2 separate regions of the Homo sapiens genome follow, and region 2 is linked to region 1. Evidence: chromatin loops called from intact Hi-C (ENCODE). Cell type or tissue: endothelial cell of umbilical vein. All regions are shown on one strand. Links, peaks and the distances in the headings refer to the core of each region. The heading gives the core; the rest is flanking DNA.

Evidence for each region. A loop is a pair of places that touch in the nucleus more often than their neighbours do. Peaks named below come from ENCODE experiments on the same cell type or tissue, not always from the same donor. Only the 100,000 strongest peaks of a DNase experiment are listed, where the experiment ranks them.
Region 2: a loop joins it to region 1, with 3 times the contacts of the local background. A loop is called at or near these places in 3 of 110 quality-filtered maps.

The regions. Positions count from the first base shown.
Region 1 is chr13:24,218,172-24,223,548 of GRCh38, forward strand. It overlaps SPATA13 (spermatogenesis associated 13), which reads left to right. Exons shown (of 13, transcript NM_001166271.3): 2 at 4,648-5,377. The coding sequence starts at 4,759. Among named protein-coding and RNA genes, the nearest start is that of SPATA13-AS1, 34 kb to the right of the region's middle. RefSeq lists enhancers at 2,920-3,214, 5,088-5,377. In endothelial cell of umbilical vein, for the core only: a CTCF peak has its summit at 2,130 (motif pointing left); a DNase peak (open chromatin) is centred at 2,130.
Region 2 is chr13:24,146,364-24,151,740 of GRCh38, forward strand. It overlaps a transcript of SPATA13 not described here. Among named protein-coding and RNA genes, the nearest start is that of SPATA13, 12 kb to the right of the region's middle. RefSeq lists an enhancer at 3,084-3,760. In endothelial cell of umbilical vein, for the core only: no CTCF peak of the experiment used is centred there; a DNase peak (open chromatin) is centred at 2,618; H3K27ac peaks cover 2,054 bases.

The sequences.
Region 1 (5,377 bases), core at 56-5,055:
GACTCTGGCAGCAGAGTGAAGGATGGGTGGGCAGTGAGCCAGACCATGGTCATCCAGGTGGAAGGTAATGCAGGCTGGGAATGAGGCACCAGCCACCATGCCGACAAAGGGCTGGTGGGCATGCAGTAGAGTCGCTTAGACCTGGTGTAATCTGTAGGGAAGGAAGAGGGTCTAGCATGACCCCCAGGTTCTGGCCAGGAGGTAGCAGTGCTGGGGTGGACCCTCTGATTTCCACCCTGCTGGGCTGTCACTACAGCAATGGTAGTAAGCTACTCAGCCTCACTGGGCCCTAGCATCCTCACTGGCATGAATAGGGGTCACATGTTCCCTAGGGCAACATTCTGTGCAGCTGTGATTTAAGGGTCTGCACTCACTCCTTCAGCATTTTGGATTTCAATATGTTTTCTTTCAGTGTCACTTTGTTATCATGTAAATCAAGCTTCTCTAACCAGTGGGCCGCAGGCTGCATGTGGCCCAGGGAAGCTTTGAATGTGGCCCAACACAAATTCGTAAACTTTGGTAAAACATTATGAGGGGTTTTTTTTTTTGCGATTTTTTTTTTAATCTCATCAGCAGTTGTGTTAGTGTGTTTTATGTGTGGCCCAAGACAATTCTTTCAATGTGACCCAGGAAAGCCAGAAGGTTAGACACTCCTGATGTACATGATGAGTATATTACAAAAACCTTCCTGCTTTTTTGTACATTTAATCTGTTCTATATTCCTGAATTTCAAATTTAAGTTTTTATTTAAAAATTACTGGTCAGAAGCTTTTTTGTTTGTTTGTTTCATTTTTTTGTTTGTTTGTTTTTGGTGCAAATTCTCATTATCACCAAAAAAAAAAAAAAAAAAGTTTCATTCTAAAGTTCATACACCCTAGAATCCAGCTTGTAGACAGTGGATTTCACAATATTCCTATCTGAAATTCTTTCTTAGTTCTGTTCTCTTCCTATCTCTGGCAGAGTTCCCACAATTTATAAGACTTGCTACAAAACCACTAATTGAATTGCAACCCTTGGTTAGTTAATTGAGGTCAAATTATTAGTTCTAAATAATGCAACTTGGTATGTTACTCAGAAATTCCAGGAAAAGGCTTTTTTTCCATAATTTTCAGTTTCATTCTTAGCAGCACACAACAATCACGTTGTTCAGCTCAGGAACAAAATACTAAGTCACTGGTCGTTTAAAAAGCATATTGTCCCAATTAGAAACCCCAATTTTTTGCATGTGTTTTATGAAATCTGAATCCTAGAAATTAAGTTCTGAGTGTTAGAAAATTTCAACTTCTTCACTCTATAAAAACATAGTGGGTTGTAACAACTTCTTACCTTGGTACGGATTAGACAAGGCAGGATAACTGATACGACTTCACATCGAAGTTAAATCTAAGTGTGCAAAGCACAGCATTCTTACCCTCAGAGAGTGCACAGTCTTGTTTGAAGGCAGCCATATAAAGCTATCATTATAATCCATTTTGGTAAAAACAATTTGATGAGATGCCTGAAGGCCTGTGGAAGCACAGAGTAAGGGATTTCATTCATTGCAGGGGGCTCAGGAAGGAATTCCTGGGGAAGGAGACACCTGCAGTTCGTCTCAAAGAATGATGAGGTATTAGATTAAGGATGTGTAGGCTTTTCTAAACCCACTTTCACCTTAATTTTACTAATTTATCGCACTGAGCTTTCCTTCCAATGATACTGTTCTACTTACTGTAGAGTGATCAGTTACCCCATTTGCAAGGAACTTTGCTGGTTTCAACCCTGAAAGTCCCATATCCTGAGATACCCTTCATTCCTGGGTCAGTCAGACACCTGGTCCCCCAAATGTACTGCCTCCCAGTTGTACTGTGTGTCGTTGACTGTTGCTTTGCTCTTGCCAGTTTCTTATCTAGAATGAGCGATTACCTTATCATTGCCTTGAATTCCTCATGGGACCCGCACAGACGCTTGTACCCAGTAGATGCTCATGAAGTGGGTATATGCATAAATGTTGGTACCTCTTCCTCTGTAGACAGCACTGAAATACAGATCACTGAAATGACTGACTCAAGAGCCATATGACAGCACCAAGGTTAGGCCGATTCCCATGTCTTGGGCCCTTGTTTCCTTCTTGGTTATAAAAGGTCTTATAGTGCCCTCTGGTGGTGTCAGGAAGCTGTCTAATCCCCTGAATTACAAGGCAGAAATCATGCCTTCTCTTCTGTATTCAGTGCGAGTCATAAGAAGACCATTACTACTAATGTCAGTGCCTGTGAACTGGACTTGACCTTTTGATTAAACAATCTCATTCATTTCATGATTCTGAGATGCTGAAACAATGAAATTCCCTATCCCTTCTAGAGCACATGAGGTTGGATAGGTGATATCAAATGTTGAACTTACTTTGCAACTGGTTACAGGCTTCATATCCAGTCTCATCGCAGAGATGATTCAAGCCTCTGCTTATGTGGCTCATCCAAATGTAACCCCCAGCTCCTCTGGCCCCCTAATTCCTCCATTAGAACATTAAACTGCAGAGGGCGTGTGGTAGCCCATCAGTCTTCTGATGAATGGAATTGGCTGATGGTCTAAGTCATCGTAGCCTCCCTTGTCCCGGGTGGAATCAACTCTTTGACCCTTTACCTATGGCTGTCTGTGGGAATCCCTTCTCACTGGAAATGATGTAGGGGCAAATAAAAATAGAACCCATCAAGAACATGGGGCGTAGGAGCAGAAGAGAGATGTTTCTGTTTGCATGGGGTCAGATTCTGCACTTGATAGGGATACGCTAAATTGGGATCTGATCTCAAGATCTTTAAAAAATGTCCTCCTCTTGTTCCTCTCTTGCCTTTGGCCTCTGTGGCCTTGGAGGTAATGGCATTGACTGATGTCTAAAGATTTTTGGGATTTATTTACAGTCAGGGTCGTGAGGCCCAGGAATTGGAGTCAGATGCCTGGGGTACAGATGCCCATTGTGCTTCTCTGTTCATTAGTTTACTGCAGTGGAGAAGAGTGTGGGCTTTGTGGGGACAGCTGCAGGACTCCCAGGCAAATGACCTAACCTGCCTGAGTATCCATCTGGTTGTCTGAAAAATGCAAGTCATTCTGTGACCTCTTAGGTTTCTGTGTGTACTCAGTGACGTTATGTTTTCCAAGACCTTAGGGCAGAGGCCTGACATATAGTAAGTACTTAAAAGTTGGTAGTCTTTTATGGTTATTATCATAATCTATCATTCATTCATCCAGTAACTATTTATTGAGAACGGGGGGCTGAGACATGTAGGCTATCACTTGAAGGCTAAGCAGGTCTTGGCCTGATGGGAAAGGTTAAGGGGGAGCAGGATTTTCATTTTTCAGGGGAGGGCCATGGACCCAGGTGTGGGGTTGAAGGGTTTGGACACAGATGTGCATGATGGGGAAAGCATGGACAAGATCTGAGGGGAAGGGATGGACACAGGTGTGTGGGGAAGGCATGGACACAGGTGTGTGGGAAAGTATGTATACAGGTGTGTGCAGTAAAGATATGGATACAGGTATTGGGGGAAGGTGTGGAAGTGGATGTGTGGGATGGGCATGGGTGCAGTAGTGTGTGGTTGTCAGGGCACGTGGGAAGAGGAAAAAGATGCCGAATTTGTTTAATTTGAATTCTTACCTCTGAATTTTTTTTTTTTTTTTTTTTGAGACGGAGTCTCACTCACTCTGTCGCCCAGTTTGGAGTGCAGTGGCGCAATCTTGGCTCACTGCAACTTCTGTCTCCCAGGTTCAAGCGATTCTCCTGCTTCAGCCTCCCGAGTAGCTAGGATTATAGGTGCACATCACCACGCCTGGCTAATTTTTGAATTTTTAGTAGAGATGAGGTTTCATGATATTGGCCAGGCTGGTCTCGAACGTCTGACCTCAGGTGATCCACGTGCCTCGGACTCCCAAAGTGTTAGGATTACAGGCGTGAGCCACTGCACCCAACCCTGAATTTCTAATATACTTCAGCAGCATCCTCACTTCTCTCTGCTGTATGGCCAGTTGGAAAAAGACCCCCACCAATGTGTTTCCTTCTCAGAGGCTGCCCTGGCATGTCCTTGCTGAGTCCTTCCCGCCTGTGTCTAGGTGGCCCTGTGAGGCTCTCAGTTAGTGTTTGGGCGTCTCAGCCCTCCTGGACAGGAGGCAGCTGCCAGCATGTGGGGCTCCATCTCTGCTCCTCATGCTTATTCCTGCGTGTGCCAGCACTTGGTTTGAGTATTCGGTATGTTGGATTCAACACAGGCTGCCATTTTAATGTCATGCTTTTGAAATCGTTGTGAGGTTTTCTTTTGGTATTTCCTAATTATTTTTTTTTCCATTTCAAATAAGAAGAAAAGATAGTGTTGAATGATACCTAGATATTTTCATTCCAGCGGTTTTTTTCCTAGTCTCACCTACACAGGTTCCAGTGAGCTCAGGAGTTTACCTTCATGTCCGTGGCACAGCCCATAATTACCCTTCTCTGTCCAGGGATGTATATTTGCATCTTTCCTTCAACTTATGAAGTGAATGGAGGGGAAATGTACAGTTTTAATTGAGTTTGAAGTAGCTTTCATCTGACCAGCCCTGTGCTGGAGCGTGCCTCTTCTTCTGTGAGCAGAGGGGCTACTGCGTGGGAAATGGCTAAACCGCCTGCTTTGTCTTTCACTGCAGCCCGTGGCCACCCAGGAGCCCGATGTGCAAGGCAGGTGTGAGTGCCAGGACGGCATTCCTGGAGATGAAGGCCTGGAGCTGCGGTCTGCGGACTCGGCAGTGCCCGTGGCCATGACCCAGGCTGCCGTGCGGCCCTGGGCACCCTGCCTGGAGAACATGACCACTGCCCCAAACGGCCTCGGGCCAGGCCCCGCAGCCCCCTGTGCAGGCTCGGACCTGAAAGACGCCAAGATGGTGACCTCCCTTGCGTGTGGAAATGGAGTCTGTGGCTGCAGCCCTGGTGGCGACACGGACACCCAGGAAGCCAAACTCAGCCCAGCCAAGCTTGTGCGCCTCTTTTCCACCAGTCGGAAGAGGACGGGTGCCCACCCCGAGCGGCCCCACTCCATGGTCCTGGTGGGGAACTCCTCCACATGGAACACCCTCGCCTCCTTCCGGAAAATGGGATCCTTTAAGAAACTGAAGTCCTCAGTCCTGAAAGGAATTCAGAGCCGAGAGGGGTCAAATGCCTGTTCAAAGGGAGAGGCTTCGGAGCATGGCCTGGGAAAGTCCATCCCAAATGGCGCTGTCCCAGGAGCCCAGGCAAGCAGGGGCTCCCCCTTAGCACCGGGACCAGCATGTGGTGCCCTCAGGCCAGCAGAGTGGGGCACATTGGATGGCTCCGACCTCGAGGACACGGACGATGCCTTCCAGCGGAGCACACACCGCTCCCGCAGCCTCCGCAGAGCCT
Region 2 (5,377 bases), core at 291-5,290, 72 kb before region 1:
CTCTCCCTGCGGCCAGGCCAGATCACCGAGTACCCTTGTGATCGTTAGCTGCTTCCATGCAGGCAGGCCTGCAAGAAATTCGTTGGCTTTCATTTAAAGATAGGAATTGGTAACTAAAATTGCTAGGGCGATACATAACTAAGTACTCTATAATCTTATCTACATAGATAAGAAATAATACATAAACCTGTATGATAATTAACACAGAGGAAAGTAGGCTATAAATAACCTCTAAAATGTTCTTTTACAGGGCACTAAGGAAATGGAAATGCACAGCAATTTAAAAAAAATGCCAATACTTCTCTTACTTGTCACAGGTTAGAGATATGTGAATGCCATGATTATGTTATACATTTAATTAGTATATACCTTTGTGTCTAAAGCATTTTCCATCGTGGTCGGCTATGCTTCCTGCAGTCTCAAATGCCCTCTACACACTACGGAATATCCTATCTCCCAGATGGACTGAGATTTCTTTACCACCGCATCCGTCCCCGCCCCACCCCTCCCCCACCAATTTTGAACATTTTACAAGCTCCAGTCTTTTAAAAAATCTCATTCAGGCATGATTTTTTTTTCCTAGAAAAACTATGCCTTTCACTTAGAAATAAAGAGAAGAAAACATCTTGGCGAGTCTTGAAATATGTCAATAAATTCATTGCCCAATAGGCCTCTGGATGAGTTTATTATTTTCCGCTGCCCATAACTCCAAGCATGCATTGGATGGAAGATGATATCTGATTGTTCAGATAATTTTTTTCTTACCATCAAGAATGGAATGCTTTTTCCACTTATAATTAAAATTGTTTCAAGAAGACTACTCTGATTAATTGGCCTGGTGGTATGTGTGATGCATGTCTCGTACTTTAGGCAGAACAGGATGCAGAGAAGGTGGAAAGGAGATAGAATGATGACCGTATTGAGTAACTGGGCCATGACAGTGAGTGTAGTCTGCTTTGCTAAATGTGAGTTTCTGTAATTTAGCTTGTAGGTGACTGGTAAATAGGGGCAGAGTGTCACCATCATGTGAAAGTTGTGCTGATTCATAGCAATTTCTGCCCTACACGTTAATGCTGGCCAAGCTTGTCTATCCACTCTCTTCTGTGTGCTCCCTTCTCCGTTGGAAGTGGTGATTGCTCGGTGCTCTCAATCTGGGAGCATTTTGCCCTTGTCTTCATATCTCAGCAGGGTCAACTCTCAAGCTGTTAAGCCCCTTCCAGGAAGCCACCCACACCTTTTAAAAAAACTTGTAGTAAATATACAGAACAAAACGTACCATCTTAACCATGTTTAAGTCTATTAAGTACATTTATATTGCTGTGCAACCAACACCACCATCCATCTCCAGAGCTGAAACTGAAACCCTGTACCCATTAAACATTAACTCCCCGTTCCCTCCACACCCCTAGCCCCTGGCAGACACCATTCTACTTTCCTTTTCTGAGCTTGACCGCTCTAGATACCTCATATCAGTGGAATCGTACGGGATTGGTCTTTTTGTGATTGGTTCATTTCATTTAGCGTAAGGTCCTCAAGGTTCATCCATGTTGTAGCATGTGTCTGAATCTCCTTCCTTTTAAGGCTAATATTCTATTGTATGTATACACCACATTTTTTTAATCCATTCATCCACCACTGGACACCTGGGTTGTTTCTGTCTTTTGGCTTTTGTGAATAATGCTGCCATGACTATGTTGCGTACAAATATCTGTTAAAGATCCTGCTTTCAGTTCTTTTCCGCATACACCCAGGGGTAAAATTGTTGAATCATATCATTTCCCATATTTTTAAAAGACATTCCTGCACAGCATTTGCAGTTGTAGTTCCTTGCTAGGAATCTAATGTGCCTTTTCAACTGCCTATGTCTTTTGATTACGATCGTTACTATTGTTAGGGCTCTGGTGATGAAGTCCTCAGGGTTCAAGGGGTCTCAGTCCTACTTTCATGAGCCCCGTTGTCTTTTGTGCACAATTTCACAGAACACAAGGCTTTTTTGTTTTTTTATTTTTTTTTCCTGAAATGCATACATCCCATCAGAGCAGAAATGGCCATAGGGTTGGAATAAATAGGCTGGGGTATAACCCTGTGCTGTATTACCTAATTACCTCAGAAAAATGAAACCATCTCAGTTTTCTGCTCCTTAACACTGCCTCCCAGGGTACCTGCAGGAGTTTCTGACCTGAAGCATCAAACACAAGCCCTTGGTGTACACATAACCAGTGTGATACGTTAGGAGTTTAATATGGTTGACCAGAGGCTTTTAGTCAGAGGGAGAACTTGGTTGAAGAGTTGAGAATCTCTGCAAGGAACTGGCTCAGTCTTTTTCTTATGCCTACAACTGTTGGCATTGTACACAAGGCTTAATGGACCAAACACATCAGACAAGTAAAACACCTAAACAGGAGCATTCTGTCCTAGCAATGAGTGTGTGTCCAGAGAGATCTGGAAAGCTTGAGGAAGGCAGGGAGGGGTAGAACAAGGGAAGTAAGGACACAGGAGCTGCTGTTCATTCTGGTAGAGCGGCTTGTTTATTATTCATGGTTTCCATGAGTGTTTGTTTATACCAGGAAATGCTCTCCTATGCATGCCACATGAGAGCAGGGCTCTGTGACTCAGGGTTGGTGACTGGGCTTGGAGGAATGTAGGCTCCGTCCACAAACAAAGGAGAATGAGGATTTGAATGTCACGGTAAACTTATTTGTGACTAAGGAGGTAGTGGGCAAAAGGGGGGCAGGAAGAAGCCATGGGGCAGATGAAAGAGGCGTCCTGTCTGCCCCCTGCCTGTTGCCATCACACTGGGTCGTTTTCCACATTGCTGATCACTGCAGTGTGTTCCAGTGATGGGCTTTATCTCATTAGTGAGTCCTGAAATGAATTTAGCAAATTTCCACCAGAATTAAATACAACAACCCAAGAGAGAAGAGAGAACACCGAACACACCCCATGAAGTAAAGGTTGGCATCGTTTGTCATTCTCTTTATGTTCTCATATGTGAGATCGTGGGGGTGAAATACGCATCTCACTGTGGGCTGTGGTCGGAAGTTTGAAAAACACCCTGGCATTTTGCCTGTCTTCTGTTCCTGGACCTTCCCTTTCTGTTGGTGAGAATTTTGTGTCCAAATCTGGCCAAGGGTGGACTCTGAAGAGACAATCCCTGGTTGACTCTAGTGTTCATTAGAGGAGTTCTGCTGCCACTTTTTCAGGAATCAGAGATGCCCTGAGGCCACCTAACACTCCTAGATCTTCTGTCACTGTGGTGTAGTGCAGCGTCCTGAATTTGGAGCTAAAAGCTTGGATTTGAATCACTGGAAATGGCTGATGGGGGCGGGAAAGCTCCCACCCATGTGGGGAAGAACCCAGAGGGAGAGCGGCTTGTACAAAGGCCCTGCGGGGCGGATAGAGCTGGAGAGCTGCGGGTCAGGTTGTCACAGGCCTTGCATGACATGCAAAGAAACTTGAACTCGGTTGTGTGGGTGCTGAGGCCTGACAGGAGTTGGGGGTGTTTCAGAAAGAGCTCTTGGGCAGCAGGAGGTGGTTGGGGAGGAACACAGAGATGGGAAGGCCTGCATCCAGGGGCTGTCGGGGAGGGAGAGAGCTGCTGTGCCACAGGGTGGCTGTGGGGAGGGAAGGGAGAGTGTGGGGCATGGGAGAGTCGGGGGACTGTCCCACAGAAAGCTGGTATCTGCCTGACTGGTGGCCAGGTGTGCAGCCTGGAGGAGACGGAGCTGGGCAATGCTGAGATTCTTAGGTGGACTGATGGGGGACAGTCACATTAGAACATGGTGGGCCAGACCCTCTGTCCTGAGACACATTGGCTCTACAGTGCCCGTCTCCCGTGCTCTCCTCCCACAGCCTCCACTTCTCCAAACACCCTGGGTTTCTCCCTGCCCAGCACCAGTGCACCCACCGCATGTCCTCAGTGCTCTCAAGTGGCATCACTGCTGCACAGCTCCTGCCAGTCCCCTAGAGAGCAGCCTGCAGCCTCAGTGGCATGGCAGTGCATCTCAGCACTGGGAGTTCCAATCCTATGAGATGTCACCGACTGGCATGGGTGCCCTCTGGGGAGACCTGGTTCAGGCAGGACCTCCTTTTTAAGGCTGTTTCTAACTTCCCATCCATCCTGAATTAGTCAGTGTTCTCCAGAGAAATAAAACCTATAGGAAGTATAGAGAGATAAATATTGATTGATTTTTTTTTTTAAGGAATTGCACACAAATTTGAGGGCTGGCAAGTCCAAAATTTGTAAGTAGGCCAGTAGGCTGGAGACTCAGGTAAAAGTTGATGTTGAAGTCTTGGGTCCAGAATCCACAGGGCAAGGCAGGCCACAGCAGGCTGGGGATTCAGGCAGGCTTTTGTGTTGCAGTCTTGAGGCCGAAGTCCTTCTTCCTCAGGGAACCCACATCTTCTCTCCTATGACTGTCCCCTGATTGGACAAGGCCCACCCACATGGCAGAGGACTCTCTCCTTTACTCAAGTCTAGTGACTTAGCTGTTAGTATCACCTAAAAATACCTTCACAGCCACACGGAGACTGCTGTTTAGATGTGTTTGCTGTCTAGATGCTGTTTGACTGGGCGCCATGGCCCAGCCAAATTGATGCATAAAGTTAGGCATTACAAAACCCCCACTAAAGAGTTGACAAGTCCCTGTCTGGGGTCTTTGCATATTTTAATCCATTCCTACAGGAATCCTGCGAAGATTCATAATCCTCATAATTTTACAGATGATAACATTGAGATTCACACAGATTAAGAGGCTTGCCCCAAATCACACAGTTCTGGAGACAGAATCCAGGAGATGGCCCTCAGACCCAGATGCTTCCTCCCGCAGTGCTGAGCTATCTGTGCTGTGATTGTGGGCATGCGTCCTTCAGCATTCAGGTTACATCAGGACTTTGAAAGACAGGCAGATCTTGGTCTGAATCCTTGCTCTGTCAAACACATGGGGCTGAGGACCCGGAACCATTTGTTTAACTCCTGGCTCAGTTTCCCCATTTGTAAAATGAAAATAATGATAAACTCTCCCTGGTTTTAATGATGAAGTGAAATATGCAACACAGTGCCTGGCTGTTAGTAACCATGCACTAGACAATAATAATGGCTGTAATATTGAATGTTTCATCATTTACAACCAACTTATTTGACAGAGAATGAAAATACCCAGTTATATACATGAAAGTCCTGTCTCTGTCAGGGTTTTGTAATAAACATTTCAAATTATGAATAGATGTCCATTACTGGAGTTTTTTTTCCTTTTTTTTAAGAGTGTTGGGTCTGGAACTCAACTGTCCAAGTTCAAACACCAGCTGTGGGTACATCACCAACCTACCAGAGAGGGCTCAGCTTCCTTATCTGTAAAATGGTAATATTAGCAGTTCC